Linked DNA regions of Mus musculus: region 1 is linked to region 2. The links are chromatin loops, found by intact Hi-C in ENCODE. Cell type or tissue: left cerebral cortex. All regions are shown on one strand.

Evidence for each region. A loop is a pair of places that touch in the nucleus more often than their neighbours do. Peaks named below come from ENCODE experiments on the same cell type or tissue, not always from the same donor. Only the 100,000 strongest peaks of a DNase experiment are listed, where the experiment ranks them.
Region 1: a loop joins it to region 2, with 1.9 times the contacts of the local background. A loop is called at or near these places in 2 of 42 quality-filtered maps.

What each region holds. Positions count from the first base shown.
Region 1 is chr15:99,075,977-99,083,976 of GRCm38, reverse strand. Troap (trophinin associated protein) reads right to left here. Exons shown (of 14, transcript NM_030159.1): 4 at 6,532-6,689; 5 at 6,311-6,448; 6 at 6,066-6,145; 7 at 5,654-5,730; 8 at 5,075-5,193; 9 at 3,028-3,111; 10 at 2,727-2,786; 11 at 2,008-2,142; 12 at 1,272-1,851; 13 at 875-1,068; 14 at 568-749. The coding sequence ends at 702. Mir6960 (microRNA 6960) reads right to left here and starts at 3,172; the gene lies at 3,112-3,172. In left cerebral cortex, CTCF peaks have their summits at 530 (motif pointing left) and 3,965 (motif pointing right); a DNase peak (open chromatin) is centred at 506.
Region 2 is chr15:99,021,367-99,029,366 of GRCm38, reverse strand. Gm41398 (a long non-coding RNA gene) reads left to right here and starts at 5,086. Exons shown (of 3, transcript XR_875654.2): 1 at 5,086-5,508. In left cerebral cortex, CTCF peaks have their summits at 2,886 (motif pointing left), 4,550 (motif pointing left) and 5,871; a DNase peak (open chromatin) is centred at 4,552.

The DNA.
Region 1 (8,000 bases), 55 kb before region 2:
CGATCTATCTCTGATCTATGCAGTTAAGCCTGGCCAGGCTTGCCTCTCCAGAAAAGGAGCACCACAAGGGAGGACAGCAGAGGAAGGACTCCCTTCAGGGCTCCTGCTGCCCTTGCAGGTGGAGTGTGGAAGACCCTGCATAGGAAAAGAATCCCAGCCACTTTCCCCCCCCTCCCTTAGTGTTGGTTTATTTGTGGTTTTTCTCCTTTTGAGACGGGTTACAGCTTTTTGCCCAGGGTTGCCTCCAGCTCTTGGGTTCAAGAGATTCTCCTGGCTCAGCCTCCAGTAGCTTAGCCACAGGTGCCCAACTGAGAGGTCTAACAGCGGTGTTCTAGATGAGGGAATACCTGGTGGGTCCCCTGGAGTGGGAGCGATCTCAGAGGGAACAGGTTCCGTAATTTCCCCCTAACCCACGCACGAATTTCCAAGAAGGTAGGCTGAACAGCCACTTTCTGGTTGGACAACTGCTGAAGAGGAAGCCCACGGTCCTGAGTGCTTAATCTCCTCTAAATTGGAGCACACTGCCACCAAGTGGGCCACCGGAGACCAACAGCACTGGCTGCCCCATTCAAACACAATTTATAGAAACTTTATTAAAGGATAAAGGGGCGTTGGCTCCCAGTCCAATGGGCAGGCCAACAATAAATAAGGCTAAAGGAAGAGGTGAGTGCAGCAGAGGAGAAGCCCAGTAAAGACCGGAGTCATGATGGAGAGTCCTGTGGGACCACAGGGCCAATTGGAACGAAACGCTGGAGAAAGAGAGAGAGAAAAAAGAGGGCTTGTCATGTTCCATCACTTCTCCGTAGAGGAAGCAAGGTCAACCTGCTGCTGTCCCATAGGCTGTCGGCATGCTGGCTGTATACTGAAGGCTCACCAGGGCATCTTGCCATTCAAGCGTTGTGACCACGGGGTTGGTGAAGACCCGGGTGGGCCCGGGAGGTGGGGCTCGGCTGGTGTAGAAGGCGCATTCATCATCCAGGTGAGCCTCCTGGAAGCTATGGATGGTGTCGAGACACGCCCTGAGGCGCTGCCTCAGAGCCAGGGTCCGAGGGGCCAAGCTGCTGGGGCCTGAAGGCCATGGAGAATTCAGAGGGGGCCTCTGGAGTTATATTTCTTCCGGGTGCCGCCCCACCCCTTCCCTACCCCTCCTCCTCCCCCATGAGTGCAGCCACTTAGAAAGACAGGACAAGGCACGGACCTGGTGCAAGGCAGGGCTCACTCCTAGAAAGACAGAGCCTTTTCTTCATGTCCTTTGCCAGCCAATTCCTTACCTGAATAGCCTGTTGGGTAGAGTGAGTGAATAGAGGGGCTGGCACAGACTGGGCTTTGGGACGAGAAGGTCAAGCTGGCTGTTGCTGGAGGCCCCTGATTGCAACAGGGCTGCGTGCTGGACTCTGGGGTTCCAGCTTCCAGAGCGCAGGCTGCCGATGCTCCCGGCTCTGTCCTAGGGCAGGCCATGGGGGGCTCAGCCTGTCCCCGACAGCTAGGCAGAGGGGGTCCGGACAGTGCTGGAAGGCACGGCTCCGGCAGCTCTGGCTCAGCTCTGTGTGGCACTGGGGGCTTTAGTTCTGTGGTAGAACAGGGCTGAGCCGCCTTAGTCTCCTCAGGGTAGGCCTGTGGCTCCTCACACTCTTCCGAAAGGAGGGGCTCTGTCGCACCAGAGTGTTGTGACAGTCCAACAAGGGCAGCTCCAGAATTGTGTTCTGAAGCTGTCAGAGTTCTAGAAATTTCAGCCGTCGGGAGCTTTAGTTCAGTCATATCGAAAGCAGAGCCTCCATTCAGAGGGGCACCATCGCCCATGGCCAGCCCCTCTACCTCCTGCTGCAAGAGCTGTTGCAAAATATTGATGCGCTGTGGTGGGAGAGAGTATCCCAGCGTGTCACCGTGTGTTCCCAAGCTCCCCACCCCCACCCGCAATGTCATCCCCTACCCTTCCTTCCAGCTCCCCTTCCCCCAAGCCTTCTCATGGAAAAGAAGCCATGAGAGCTGCTGCCCCTACAGGCCCACCTGTATCCTTAGCTCCTGGTGGCTGGGGGTTCTCTTGGGGCGAGGCCCGGAAGTGCTTGCCACCGATGGTTTCCTGGGTTCCTTCTGCAAGGTGATGCGACTCTCCTGGTCAAACAACTTCATAGCAATCTGCCTCTGCCACAGAAGGAAAGGGGGCGGGTGAGGAAGCCACATGAAGGTAGAGAGCACTCTTTCCTCCCCCTCTTGGAATGGGTCAAAGCTGGTGGTTCTTTTTAAAACCAGGTATGGTGGTGCAGGCCTACATACAGCAGAGCCGATATTAGCTCCCAAGACGCTAAGGCAGGAGAATCAACAGTTTGAGGTTCAGGCTGTTGTGATGTTCATAACACATAAACACAGAAGGATAAAAAAAAATTTTTTTTTCAAGACAGGGTTTCTCTCTCTGTGTAGCCCTGGCTGTCCTGGAACTCACTCTGTAGACCAGGCTGGCCTCGAACTCAGAAATCCACCTGCCTCTGCCTACCAAGTGCTGGGATTAAAGGCATGCACCACCATTGCCCGGCAAAATTTTTTTTTTCAAAGTTTGAGACTATCAGAAGATAGACACAGAGACAGACAGGCATTCTGAACACAGAATAGGAAGGAGAGAAGGAGAGGCAGGAGGCGAAGACACCTACCTCACATCACAAGGCTGTCAGCCCTCCAGGCCAGTGGGACGGTGCCACAGACCTCAGTACAGGAAGGATTTAGACACTTACCCAGGGCAGGGCAGGCTCTTCAGGGGAGGAATGAGGGGAGAGGCCACTCAGCCACTGAGCCTATGTCAGACAGGACAGATCACCCATGAGTGACACCCACTCCTCTGGCCTGTCATAGACCTCCTCTCTCCCCCACCCCCCGCGCACCCCCAATTCCCATCCAGTATATCTGTCCTTACCAAGGACTTACACTGCTGTCCACCTGTCCTTACCAAGGACTTACACTGCTTCATCCATCTGTCCTTCCTCCCTTCCTCCCTAGTCCTGGCCCCTACTGGTTCCCTCCTTTGCTTTCTCCTACCTGCTGAACTTTAGGTAGCGATCGGAGGGGTGTGAATTGGGCTTTCCGTCGAATGGCAAAGCGTTTCATGGATGAATATGTGCTCTGAGGAGAGAGGTGGTTGGCTGAGCAGGGCTTCCAGCCAAACTCTTCTCATCCTGCCCAGCCCAAGGGTTGTTGATAGAAATCACAGCTGAGAGGCCTGGGGAGCGAACACCCTGAGACTGTCTATAAACAGCTGACTGTTCGGTGATGGAAGGTGGTACTATACAACTGGGCTGCAGGAATGGGGGAGGGAGGGCAGCAGATGGGAGCCATCACCGTCCAGTGGAGGCCCCCAAAGCTACCTTCCTGTTCTCCCCACTGCAGCAGCTACTCTTTGGGGGCTCACGTAGGGAAGAGGCTAGGAGTACAGGCACACTGCCACGATGTGCGGCGCTTGAGTGGTTTATTCAAGTGAGAAACCAACTCTCTCTCCCTATTCATGCATCTCCCCCTGACTCTTGTTCAGCCCAAGAAAGAGCAGAGAACTTAAACTTGTTTGTAGCTCTTTACCAAGGACTTATAGTGCTTTGTCCATCTGTCCTCACCAAGGACTTACAAGTGCTCTGTTCGTCTGTCCTTACCAAGAACTTACACTGGTTTGTCTGTCCTTACCTCATCTCTCACCTGTCGTCACTGCAAACTCATCTCAGACCCTCTTCTCGTCTAGGCTTCAACCTCTCTGGTCTGTTTTGCCAACTCACAAAGACTAGATGTCTCCTCTCCTCGGGGCTTCTGCATCTGCAGCCCTCCCCATCTTGTCTGAGTCACAGCCTCAACTCTGGTCTCATAGGCAATCCTTATCTTCCCAATGACAGTGCCTTAGCCATACTACATTTTGTAAAAAGACTGCTTAGCATGCCCTTTGTAAACATTAAACAATTTTTTTCCCGAATTTATGTATGTGTTGGATGCCCATGTGAGCCAGAAGAGGGCATCAGATGTCTTGAGAGGGAATTACAGGCAGGCAGGTTTTTTTTTTTCTCCCAAGACAGGGTTTCTTTGTATAGCCTTGACTGTCCTGGAACTCACTCTGTAGACCAGGCTGGCCTTGAACTCAGAAATTTGCCTGCCTCTGCCTCTCAAGTGCTGGGATTAAAGGTGTGCGCCACCATGCCTGGCTGGCAGGCAGTTATAAGTTCTGGCAGGCAGTTATAAGTTGACCAATGGGAGTTAAGTTGCCAGCCCTACTCATCCATTCCCCTACACACACACACACACACACACACACACACACACACACACACACACACACACACACCTTCTATTTTTAAACACAGGGTTTTGCTACATAGCCGAGGCTGTCCTGGAATTCACGATGGCTCAGCCCCAGGCAATTCTCCTGCCTCCTCTGGGTTACAGTCATGTTCCACCAAGCGTGGCTCTAAACTACCAATTTATGACACCAATCCTTCTCCCACGTCCTTTCAGTACCTTATACATTTAGTTTTAGAAAGAACATGTCACCATGTGACATCCTATATATTTCATTTTACATTTGTGGGGTGGGGTTTATTTTGTCTTTTATTATTTTGCCCCCCTTTCTAGAATATACACACACACACACACACACACACACACATATGTATATATATACACACACACACACACATACACACATATATATATATACACACACACACATACATACACATACACACACACACACACACACACACACACACACACACACACACATATATTTTTTCTGGAACTAGAACCATGGCTGAATCCAAAAGCCAGTTAGCAAATGCCAGTGGAATGAAGGAATTAATGCTTGGTTGGTAAGTGTTGGCCATGTTTAAGCCACTGTACTGATTTGATAGTGACACACATAACAGTCTGTCATCTCTCACCCTGGGTCCCAGATACCCAACAAAGGAAGTCAGATCTACCCTGAAGAGGGCTTGGTCCCAACTCCAGCAAAAGACCAAATACCCTGAGTCCCGGGTCTGCCAATTCTACCCACAACCCTCAGTGTGCCTCCTGAACACCCCTTCCCCATCCTGGGAGGGTCTCGGCTCACCCTGGTGTTTGTCAGACTTTCTTTTAATGGTATCCGTTGAGCCAGACCCAGATGATGTCTTCCCCCTCCGTCGTCGGAGTGAGGGACAGCCTCCTGCTCGCCTCGGAGGGGTAAGGAAGCTGGGAGGAGACAGGACATTCATTTCCTGTAGTATCTACAACACCAAAGTCTACCCGTTCAGCATCCCCCGAGAGCACAATAATACCTTGGCAAACACTTATCAATCCCAATGCCCTGGGTGGGCTGGTGGCCATGGCTCACAAGGGACTGGGACAGAGAACACAGTAGACATTGTCTTGCAGGAAGTGGCAGGGAGAGGGCAGAAACAGAGATACACGCACAACTAGGCTGACCTCTGACCTTCCCGGGAGGTCTTGTCTGCTGTGTGTGTGTGTGTGTGTGTGTGTGTGTGTGTGTGTGTGTTTTTGGGATGTGAATGCTGGAGGAGCACGCCACCACTGAGCCAGACCTCCCTCCAACCTCTCCCTTACTTCACCCCACTCCCTGAGGCCTGCTGACCCTTGCCTTCCTGGTGCAGGCACTCACCCTTCCTTTGTTCCCACATCCACACAAACTCACCAGGCTGAACCGGGGTCTTCAGGAGCAGTCTTGAGGCTTGGCTTGCTGAGGTCCTTCTGTCAGTACAGTCCCCGTCCCTGAGTGCCAAGCAAGGGCTGGGCATTAGCTAAGGGCTTTGCAAACACCAGCGCAGTAGCCTCTAACAGTACCAGTGTTAACCTCACTTGGCCGATGGGGATGCAGAAGCCAAGACGCAGGCAGGTTAAGGTGAGCTTGCACAGCTAGTAGTGGTAAGGGTCAGGAATTGAACTCAAAAGCCATCTATTGTCAGTTTACGCTGTAGCCAAATGACGCAGCGCTCCCCATGTCCTCCATGTCATAGATAAGGCTCAGCTGTCAAAGTCTGAACCCTCGGCCCTGCCCAGTGACTTTTTCCCGTCTGGGGTCGAAAGGGAATCTACACTCTCCTTACCTGCCGCCGCCACATGTCTCTCTTCTTAGCTCCTGTAAGCTGGGTCGAGTGGAGGAGTGAGAGGAGCCTGGAGGTGGATTCTGATCCACGGCAAGACAGGAAAACAGAGTGAGAAACAGCCCCGAGCCAGACACGAACACCACCCCGTCTCTCGCGACAGAACCCAGCAGTTCATCTTGAGATATTGTCCCAAAGTCTGCTCTGCCCCAAGAAGCAGTGAGTGTCAGCCCCTCAGGAGTACTCACCAGAGCCTCTAACCGGGGTGGGGACAAAGTGTGGTCCCGGAGTCCCGGGCCCTCCAGTCTTGAGAAGCAGGAAGCCCTGGCAGGACCCACTTGATGGGTGGGGATTCTGGGAGCCAGGTATGCAGAAGACCTTGCACTCTGGACCACCAATAAAAGCTGTCAGCAAGACTCAAAAATCACCCTTAGTCCACCCCAGCCTGGTCTCACCTCCTTCTCATTACCTGGCCCCTCTGGGTGGTGCCTCCCTTTCTCTCACGGACTAGCACTCTCTGAGCCAGACTGGACCGGTACCCCTGGGGACAGCTCTTCACTCCCTCACCTGACAAGATGGTGGCCAGGGCTGCAGGGTCAGCCACAAACTCTATAGCCCCTATGGCCTCTGCAAGGGAAGAGACAGGATGAGGGGAGGCCGAGGGACAGGTGCTGCTCATACCCAGTAACAGTGAGCGAAAGAAACATTATCCAAGCCAGGCTATGCGGTGCACGCCTGTAAAACCAGAATGTAGGATACTGAGGCAGGAGAACCAGGTGTTCAAGGCCAGCCACCAGCTCATAGAGAGCTCAGAGCCTGGACTACATAAGGTCTTAAGAGACGGGAGGAGATCATTCGGTTGAACCTAAGCTCACCAAAGTTTGAAGAATTTCATGTAAGCTATTGCTCTAAACAGTGGGGTATAACATAAAACAACGGTTTTGCCATACAGGACCCATCACCGGGGGCTGGAGAGATGCCATGGGGATTAAGAGCAGTCACACGGTTACTGTTCTTGCACAGGACTGACTGGTGTTCAGTTCTTAGCATCTACGTCAGGTGGCCGGCCTGGAACTCCAGCTCTAAGACAATCCAGTGCCTCCGGCCCCCACAGGCACCTGCTCACACATACACATCATTAAAACCAATCTCTTTTTAGAGGCTAGAGAGATGGCTCAGTTGCTAAGAGCCACTGGCTGTTCTTCTGGGAGACCTGGGTTCTACTTCCAGCACCCACATGGCAGCTCACGGCCAGCTATAACTTTAGCTCTAGGGATTCCAATGTCCTCTTCTGAACTCCATGGGTACTGCACTCACATGGACTCACATAAAATAAAAAATAGATCTTTAAGCCGGGCGTGGTGGCGCATGCCTTTAATCCCAGAACTTGGGAGGCAGAGGCAGGCGGATTTCTGAGTTCGAGGCCAGCCTGGTCTACAAAGTGAGTTCCAGGACAGCAAGGGCTACACAGAGAAACCCTGTCTCAAAAAAAAAAAAATAGATCTTTAAAATATATATTTATGGGCTGGTGAGATGGCTCAGTGGTTAAGAGCACCCGACTGCTCTTCCGAAGGTCCGGAGTTCAAATCCCAGCAACCACATGGTAGCTCACAACCATCTGGAACAAGATCTGACTCCCTCTTCTGGAGTGTCTGAAGACAGCTACAGTGTACTTACATATAATAAATAAATAAATCTTTAATATATATATATATTTATTGTTGAAAAGGAAGAATTAAAGCTGAAGTATGGACAGATTATAAAGACTCAGCATAACAATGAGCAAATGACTGTGACTGTCTTGCCCAGGGTTGCTAAAAAGGCCCAGAAGATGTCTTTTTTTTTTTAGATACAATATAATTGTTTAGGCCTGGAGTTCAATAGGTAAAAGGTGTCCAATTCACAGAGACCACTTGCCTCTGCCTCCTAAAGTGCTGG
Region 2 (8,000 bases):
GGGGCTCCTCTCCTCATTTTACAGTCAAGAGGAGAGGAGAGTTCGGGAAACAAAGCAGGCAAGTGTCTCCACCGCGGGAGACGTTGGACTTCCCTGCCCCACTGCCCTGCACTAGACAGACTTGTCTGAACAACTCCGCAAAGCAGATTTCTCAGAAGTGCCATTCAGTCCTGCTGAGGAGATAGACAGATCCCTGGGAAAGTTTAAGGAACTGGAGTGGTGTGCTTGCTTGTCCTCTTCATACTAAGGAGAGAGAGACAGGAAGAGCCTGGAGCTCACAGGCCAGCTGCTCTTGCAGTATCAGAGTTCAGTGAGGAACCTTGTCTCAAAAAAAAAAAAAAAAAAAAAAAAAAAAAAGGTGGAGAGTCATAGAGGAAGACGGAACATATTGACCTCTGGCCTATGCACGTACACAGAATCTCTCTCTCTCTCTCTCTCTCTCTCTCTCTCTCTCACACACACACACACACACACACACACACACACACACACAAATTAAAAAGCCGCCCTTATTTGAATGTGATGATGCATACCTGTATTTCAGCAGGCAGGGGACAAGACTGGCAAATTTGATCCAGGCTACTTTGTTTCAAATAGAAAAGACTAGAATGCCAGGGATGGCTGTGAAAAGTGGTACAATACAGGCAGACAAGATGGCTCAGTGGTAAGGTCATTTGCCACCAAGCCCGAGGAACTTGGGAGTTTGACTCCCAGGACCTATCCAGTGTAAGGAGAGAACCAACTGTAACTGATTAAATTATCTAATCTTTATACCAATAAAGTACCAGAGGCTTAAACTATGGTAAAGACCTGCTAGCTCAGCAAGGCAACTTTCTTTTCTTTTCTTTTTTTTCTTAACTACATACAAAATATCTATTTACAAGCCTGATTCCACAACTAAACTGCTAGCTCTTTAGAAATTTCTTTCTGGGGCTGGAGAGATGGCTCAGTGGTTAAGAGCACTGACTGATCTTCCTAGAGGTCCTGAGTTCAAATCCCTGCAGCCACATGGTGTCTCTCAACTACCTGTAATGAGATCTAATGCCCTCTTCTGGTGCTGCCTGAAGACCGCTACAGTGTACTTAGATATAATAATAAATAAACCTCTTTTAGCTACAGTGTACTTAGATAAATAAATCTCTTTTTAAAAAAATAAATTTCTTTCTGAGTCAATCTACAGAGCTAGTCTACTTTTCTCTTGAGCTCCTCCAAACCGGAGAGGGCTTCTTAGCTCTCTTTCCTAGAATATTGTTTTACCTGTGTCCTGCCAGCTGTGTCTCTGTTTTCCTGTAAGTCAAAGAGAAAAATCCCTAGCCCTTACTTGGAGCTCCTTCCATAAAGAAGACTCTTCCAAGCAGAGAGAGAGAGAAGGGGAGATGGGAGAAAGAGAGTACTGGAGAGGGAAGAGGGAAGGGGAAAGGGGAAATGGGAAAGTGGGAAGAGAGAGAGAGAGAGAGAACCTCTCCCAAGCAAGTTGCCTTAAAGTTAGCAGGAACTTTCCATTTTTTAGCATTCTTATCTAATGAGGCTTTTAGAGGCGCACCTAAACTGCATCTCTACAGGACTCATTTAGCCGCCTTTGACAAATGCAATTATCTATTTAAACTCTTATATTTTGCTAACAATTAGCTTTTCTATGTACAATAATCAAGTATCCTGTAACACTAATTCCCAAAAGTTGTCCTCTGACATCCATACACATGCCGCAGCAAACACATAGTCTATGTAAATAAAAACGCAAGAAATAAAAAGAAGTCGAGCAATGGTGACAGATGCCTTTAATTCCAGCACTTGGGAGGCAGAGGAAGGCAGATTTCTGAGTTCTAGGCCAGCCTGGTCTACAGAGTGAGTTCCAGGACAGCCAGGGCTACACAGAGAAACCCTGTCTCAAAACAAACAAAAAGGAATGGACCAGGCAGCAGCTGGAGCAAAAGCTTCCAGTCACAGAAAGCCTGTGGTGTTCTTGGGCAGAATGCGAAGGCCAGAGGGATGGAATTGATGCATGGTGAGGAGCTCTGGCACAGTGGAGCATGCCTGTAAACGCCACACGGTGGAGCATGCCTGTAAACGCCGCTACTTAGGAGGCTGAAGCAGAAGGACCACTGGTTTGAGGTCAATCTGAACAATTTGGGAAACTCCATTTTCCCTAGCATTTATGATGGATTGAGTTTAATTCCCAGTGAAGAGGTGAAAGGTAAGAAAAGCACAAAAGGGGCTGGAGAGATGGCTCAGCAGCTAGGAGCACTGACTGCTCTTCAAATCCCAGCAACTGCCGGGCAGTGGTGGCACACGCCTTTAATCCCAGCACTTGGGAGGCAGAGGCAGGAAGGTTTCTGAGTTCGAGGCCAGCCTGGTCTACAGAGTGAGTTCCAGGACAGCCAGGGCTACACAGAGAAACCCTGTCTCGAAAAACAAAAACAAACAAACAAAAAAATCCCAGCAACTACATGGTGGCTCACAACCACCTGTAATGAGATCTGACGCCCTCTTCTGGTGCATCAGAAGACAGCTACAGTGTACTTACGAATAATAATAAATAAATCTTTGGGCTAGATGAAGCAAGGGCAGACCGGAGCGACCGGAGCAAGCAGAGGTCCTAAAATTCAATTCCCAACAACCACATGAAGGCTCACAACCATCTGTGCAGCTACCGATACTTGCGTACCCATGTACATAAAATAAATAAACAAACAAACAAATAAATATTTTGAAAAAAAAAGAAAAGAAAAGCAGGACAGTTTCTATACTTTTCAGCTTGAATACATAAGGGGCTAGAGACATGGCTCAGCAGTTAACACCGCCTGCTCTTTCAGAGGACCTGAGTTAGAGTCACAGAACCCACAAGCTACATACAGTCGCTTCCAGGGAATTTAGCTCCCTCTGCTGGCTTCTGTGGTCACTGCATGCATACAGTACATAAACATACAGGCAAAACACCCACGCACAAAATAAAATCTGAAACACAGACAAATATTAGGGAAGAGAGAAGCTTAAGAAGAAACCAAAACGGCTGGAGAGATGGCTCAGCAGTTAAAAACACTGACTGCTCTTCCAGAGGTCCTGAGTTCAATTCCCAGCAACCACATGGTGGCTCACAACCATCTGCAGTGGGATTTGATGCCCTCTTGAGGTGTGTTTGAAGACAGAACCAATGTACTCACATATAATAAATAAATAGTTTTAAAAGAAGAAGAAGGAGGAGGAGGAGGAGGAGGAGGAGGAGGAGGAGGAGGAGGAGGAGAAGGAGAAGGAGAAGGAGAAGGAGAAGGAGAAGGAGAAGGAGAAGGAGAAGAAGAAGAAGAAGAAGAAGAAGAAGAAGAAGAAGAAGAAGAAGAAGAAGAAGAAGAAGAAGAAGAAGAAAGAAAGAGGCGGAGGAGGAGGAGAAGAAGAAGAGGAAGAGGAGGAGGAAGAGGAAGAGGAAGAGGAAGAGGGAGAGGAAGCCCTGTACGTGAAGTTCCCGAAGTTCAGGCCTTGCCGCTGCCTTCAATCCAGAACAGAGCTGTCACATTCTCAGCGGAGCAGCTGCGACCCCACCAAGATCAGGCCAGCCTCCATTCCCTCATCCAACGACTCTCAGCCCAGGCTGCAGTCACACCCTCCTGGGCACCAGCCCCCGGTGCAGGGGATACTGCGCCAGTGGTTCTGGACTCCTGGGGTATTAGCATGTACAGGAAGTAAAAGATTCGTCGTTAAAGCTATGCAGCTTTCAGGAGGCTGGCGCACGCAGGGGCGGGGCTTCGGGATTCGGCTGTTTGGGGGTCATCCAAGACCCACAAAGTAAGTTACCATTTCCTCAGTGGTTGGGAGTGCTAGCTGCTCTACCAGAGAATTCTGGTTGAATTTCCAGCACCCACAGGGCAGCTCACAACTGTCTGTAACTTCAGTTCCGTGTTCTCACACAGACATACATGTAGGCAAAATAATACACATAAATAAAAATATCCGGGCGTGGTGGCACACGCCTTTAATCCCAGCACTTGGGAGGCAGAGGCGGGCGAATTTCTGAGTTCGAAGCCAGCCTGGTCTACAAAGTGAGTTCCAGGACAGCCAGGGCTACACAGAGAAACCCTGTCTCGAAAAACTAAAAAAAAAAAAAAAAAAAAAAAAAAAAATATATATATATATATATAATTTTTAAAAAGTCCTCTTTGGGCAATATAATTGTTTCGTGGGTAACAATGCTCACTGCCAAACCTGATGATCTAAATTCGAACCCACAGCCCACGTGGGTAGAAGGACAGACCACCTTTTGCAAGCTTTTCTCCTAGCTCCACACTCAAACTGTGGCATGTGGGTACCCACACATGTACACAATCAGTAAATCAATGGGATTTGTTGTTGTTGTTAATGTACTCTTGTTTGTATTCTGGTATCCAGGATGTGGAAACAGGAGGAGGATATCTGAGAGTTCAAGGCTATCCTGGTCTACATAGGGAGCTTCAGGTCAGCCAGGGGCTGTAGGAGACCTTTCTGCTCCTCTCCAACACACATACAAAAAGTACTCTCGCGAAATAGTTGTAAGCATTGAGAGACGTGTTAAGGTTTGCTGCCCCCTGCTGGAGCGTTCTGGAAATTGAGCTGGTAGAGCTCTTGCTTAGCATTCTCAAGGCCCTGGGTTTCATTCCTATAATATTTTATTTTGGTATATAAGTCTATACCAAAATTAAAATAACCCTTCAGTGAGAAGCCCTGAAGACCTACTCAGTGAAAATCCCTGCAGACCTATTCTGCTTGATAAAACAAACTGTAAGCTAATGTCTTTCAGCATAGCTACAAAGCAGGGGAAAGACTTCAGCCAGTGGTTCTCAACCTGTGGGCCACAATCCCCAACGACCCTTTCACAGGGGTTCACTAGGACCACCAGAAAACCCAGATATTTACATTATGATTCACAACAGCAAAATCACAGCTATGAAGTAGCAACAAAAATAATTTCACGGTTGGGGATAAGGAACTGTATTAAAGGGTCGACAAACGTCAGGAAGGTTGAGAATCACTGCACTAGATCAAAGCTAAGCTTGGAGGCTTATCCTGTATCCTTGGCACTCAGACTGAGGCAGGAGACCTCAGCAAGTTCTGGGCCAACCTGGGCTACACAGAGTTTAAGGCCAGTTTGGTTGCACTTAGTCCATGCTTAGTCCAGCCATCCTGACCCTCTGTTAATCTCAGGCCCAGCCCCTGCCAAGTGGCCTACTAACTGGAGGAGTCTGGAGATACCTTGGAAGTCGTCCAGGACACTGACCCCATCAAACAGAAGGGGATTATGGCCAAGATGCAGGAGTGATTTTCAGAGACACCAGAATGAAAGACAAATTCAAAGCTCTGTTCTCTGCACCTGGAAGACCACCGCTAGCAAAGCCCTCTCCACGGTGCTGAAGGTACGGCCCCTCCTCACTGTCACTAATGCAAATCCTATGAGGAAACAAAGCAAGAGGAACCAGACCTGTGGTGTCTGTCTGCAGCCTCACCCCTACTGCCTGAGCCGGGACACCCGACAGAAATGTTCAGGTACCAGGAAGGACAGGGACATTTGGGGATACAAAGCAAGGTCCAGTGTTCCATCTTTTCCTTTATTTCAGATGAGAAGATATAACTATTTTTTGAAAGATTTTAATCTTTTTTTAAAAAAACAGATTTTCTCTCTGTAGCCCTGGCTGTCTTGAAATTCGCTCTGTAGACCAGACTGGCTTCAAACTCAGAGATCCTCCTGCCTCTGACTCCTGAGTGCTGGGACTAAAGGCATCTGTTACCAGTATCCAGCTAATTATTTTTAATGTTAAAAAAATTTAAATCTATGTATGAGTGTGTGTTTATTCATGCTATATGCATGTGCGTGCAGTGCCTGTGTAAGCCAGAATAGGGCATTGGGTGCCTTGGGGCTGGAGTCACATAAGTTTGAGAGCTAGCTGCCTCTATGGGTGCTGGGAGCTGAACTCTGGTCCTCTGGAAAACTAGCTGGTGTTGCTCACCTCTGAGTTGTCTCTCCAGCAAGACTTTATATCTAATTATATGTAACTATACTTTTTCTTTACTTTCATAGCAAAATATTTTATCTTCTTTTTTTTTTAGTTTTTTAAAAATATTTTTAAAAGATTTTTAAAAATCTGCATGTGTGCCTGGTACCTGTGGAAGCCAGAAGAGGGTATCAGACTCCCTGGGACTGGAGTTAGAGACACGTGTGAGCTGCCGTGGTAATGACGAGAATCCAGCCCAGGTTCTCATAAAGAACATCTGGTACTCTTGGTACTTTTTTTTGTTTTTGTTTTTGTTTTTGTTTTTTTTGTTTTTCGAGACAGGGTTTCTCTGTATAGCCCTGGCTGTCCTGGAACTCACTTTGTAGACCAGGCTGGCCTCAAACTCAGAAATCCGCCTGCCTCTGCCTCCCAAGTGCTGGGATTAAAGGCGTGTGCCACTATGCCTGGCACATCTGGTACTCTTAACCGCTGAGCCATCTCTCCAAACCCTGGAGTTTTCATTGTTTTTTGTTTGTTTGTTTGTTTTTTAAGATTTATTTTTTTAAAGATTTATTTATTAATATATGTAAGTACACTGTAGCTGTCTTCAGACACTCCAGAAGAGGGAGTCAGATCTTGTTGCAGATGGTTGTGAGCCACCATGTGGTTGCTGGGATTTGAACTCTGGACCTTTGGAAGAGCAGTCGGGTGCTCTTACCCACTGAGCCATCTCACCAGCCCAAGATTTACTTATTATATGTAAGTACACTGTAGCTGTCCTCAGACACTCCAGAAGAGGGCATCAGATCTCATTATGGATAGTTGTGACCCACCATGTGGTTGCTGGGATTTGAACTCAAGACTTCTGGAAGAGCAGTCAGTACTCTCAACCGCTGAGCCATCTCTCCAGCCAGAGTTTTCGTTCTTATTTTCCTTTTTAAAAGTTTTACTTTGTTACTTTAAAATTGCGTGTAAACGTGTGCGTGCGCGTGGGATGAGCACATAAGTGCAGATGCTTAGAGGCCAGAGGCATCTGGTTCCCCACAGCTGAAGTTACAAGTGATTGCGAGCTGACTACTGTGCGTGCTAGGAGTACAGCTCGTGCTGTCTGAGATGGCTTTGAGAGATCTTTTCAGTGCTTGCTTTTGTTTCTATTTTTTAATTTTAAAAATTAGTTTATTTTTGCATATATATGAGTACACTGTAGCTGTCTTCAGACACACCAGAAAAGGGCACCAGAGTCCATTACAGAGGGTTGTGAGCCACCATGTGGTTGCTGGGAATTGAACTTTGAATCTCCGGAAGAGCGTCAGTGCTCTCAACTGCTGAACCACCTCTCCAGCCCCATGCTTTTGTTTCTTGACTCAGTGTCTCCTACCCTAAACTGGCCTCAAAGTCTGATTTAGTTGTGGATGACATTTAGCTGAGTGGTAGCGAGTGCCACCATGCCTGGTCTGTGCTATACTGAGGACAAAACTCAGGGCGTGGTATGCAAGGCATAGTACTTCAAATGAGCTACAAGCCCAGGCTGTTGGGTTTTTTCTTTTTTAAAAAAGATGTATTTATTTATTATATGTGAGTACACTTTTGCTGTCCTCAGACCCACCAGAAGAGGGCATTACATCTCACTACAGATGGTTGTGAGCCACCATGTGGTTGCTGGGAATTGAACTCTGGACCTCTGGAAGAGCAATCAGTGCTCTCAACCGCGGAGCCATCTCTCCAGCCCTAAGCCCAGGTTTTTAACCAAACCTCTTAGTAATTTTATCTATTGCTTTGACAAAAGCAACTGAAGGGAGAAAGGTTTGATGCTGGCTCACAGTTTAGGGTGCAGATTGTGAGGCAGCAGAAGCGTGAAGTAGCAGATCACGTGAACCATCAGTCAACAGAAAGCAACCTGTGCACCCTGCCGCTTTGTTCCCTTTCTCTACTCTTTCCGTTCAGGACCCAGTTAGGGAATGGCACCGCTCACAGTGGATAGGGAATGGCACCGCCCACAGTGGGCAGGTCTTCCCTCTTCAAGGCTATCAAGATAATTGTCTGTAG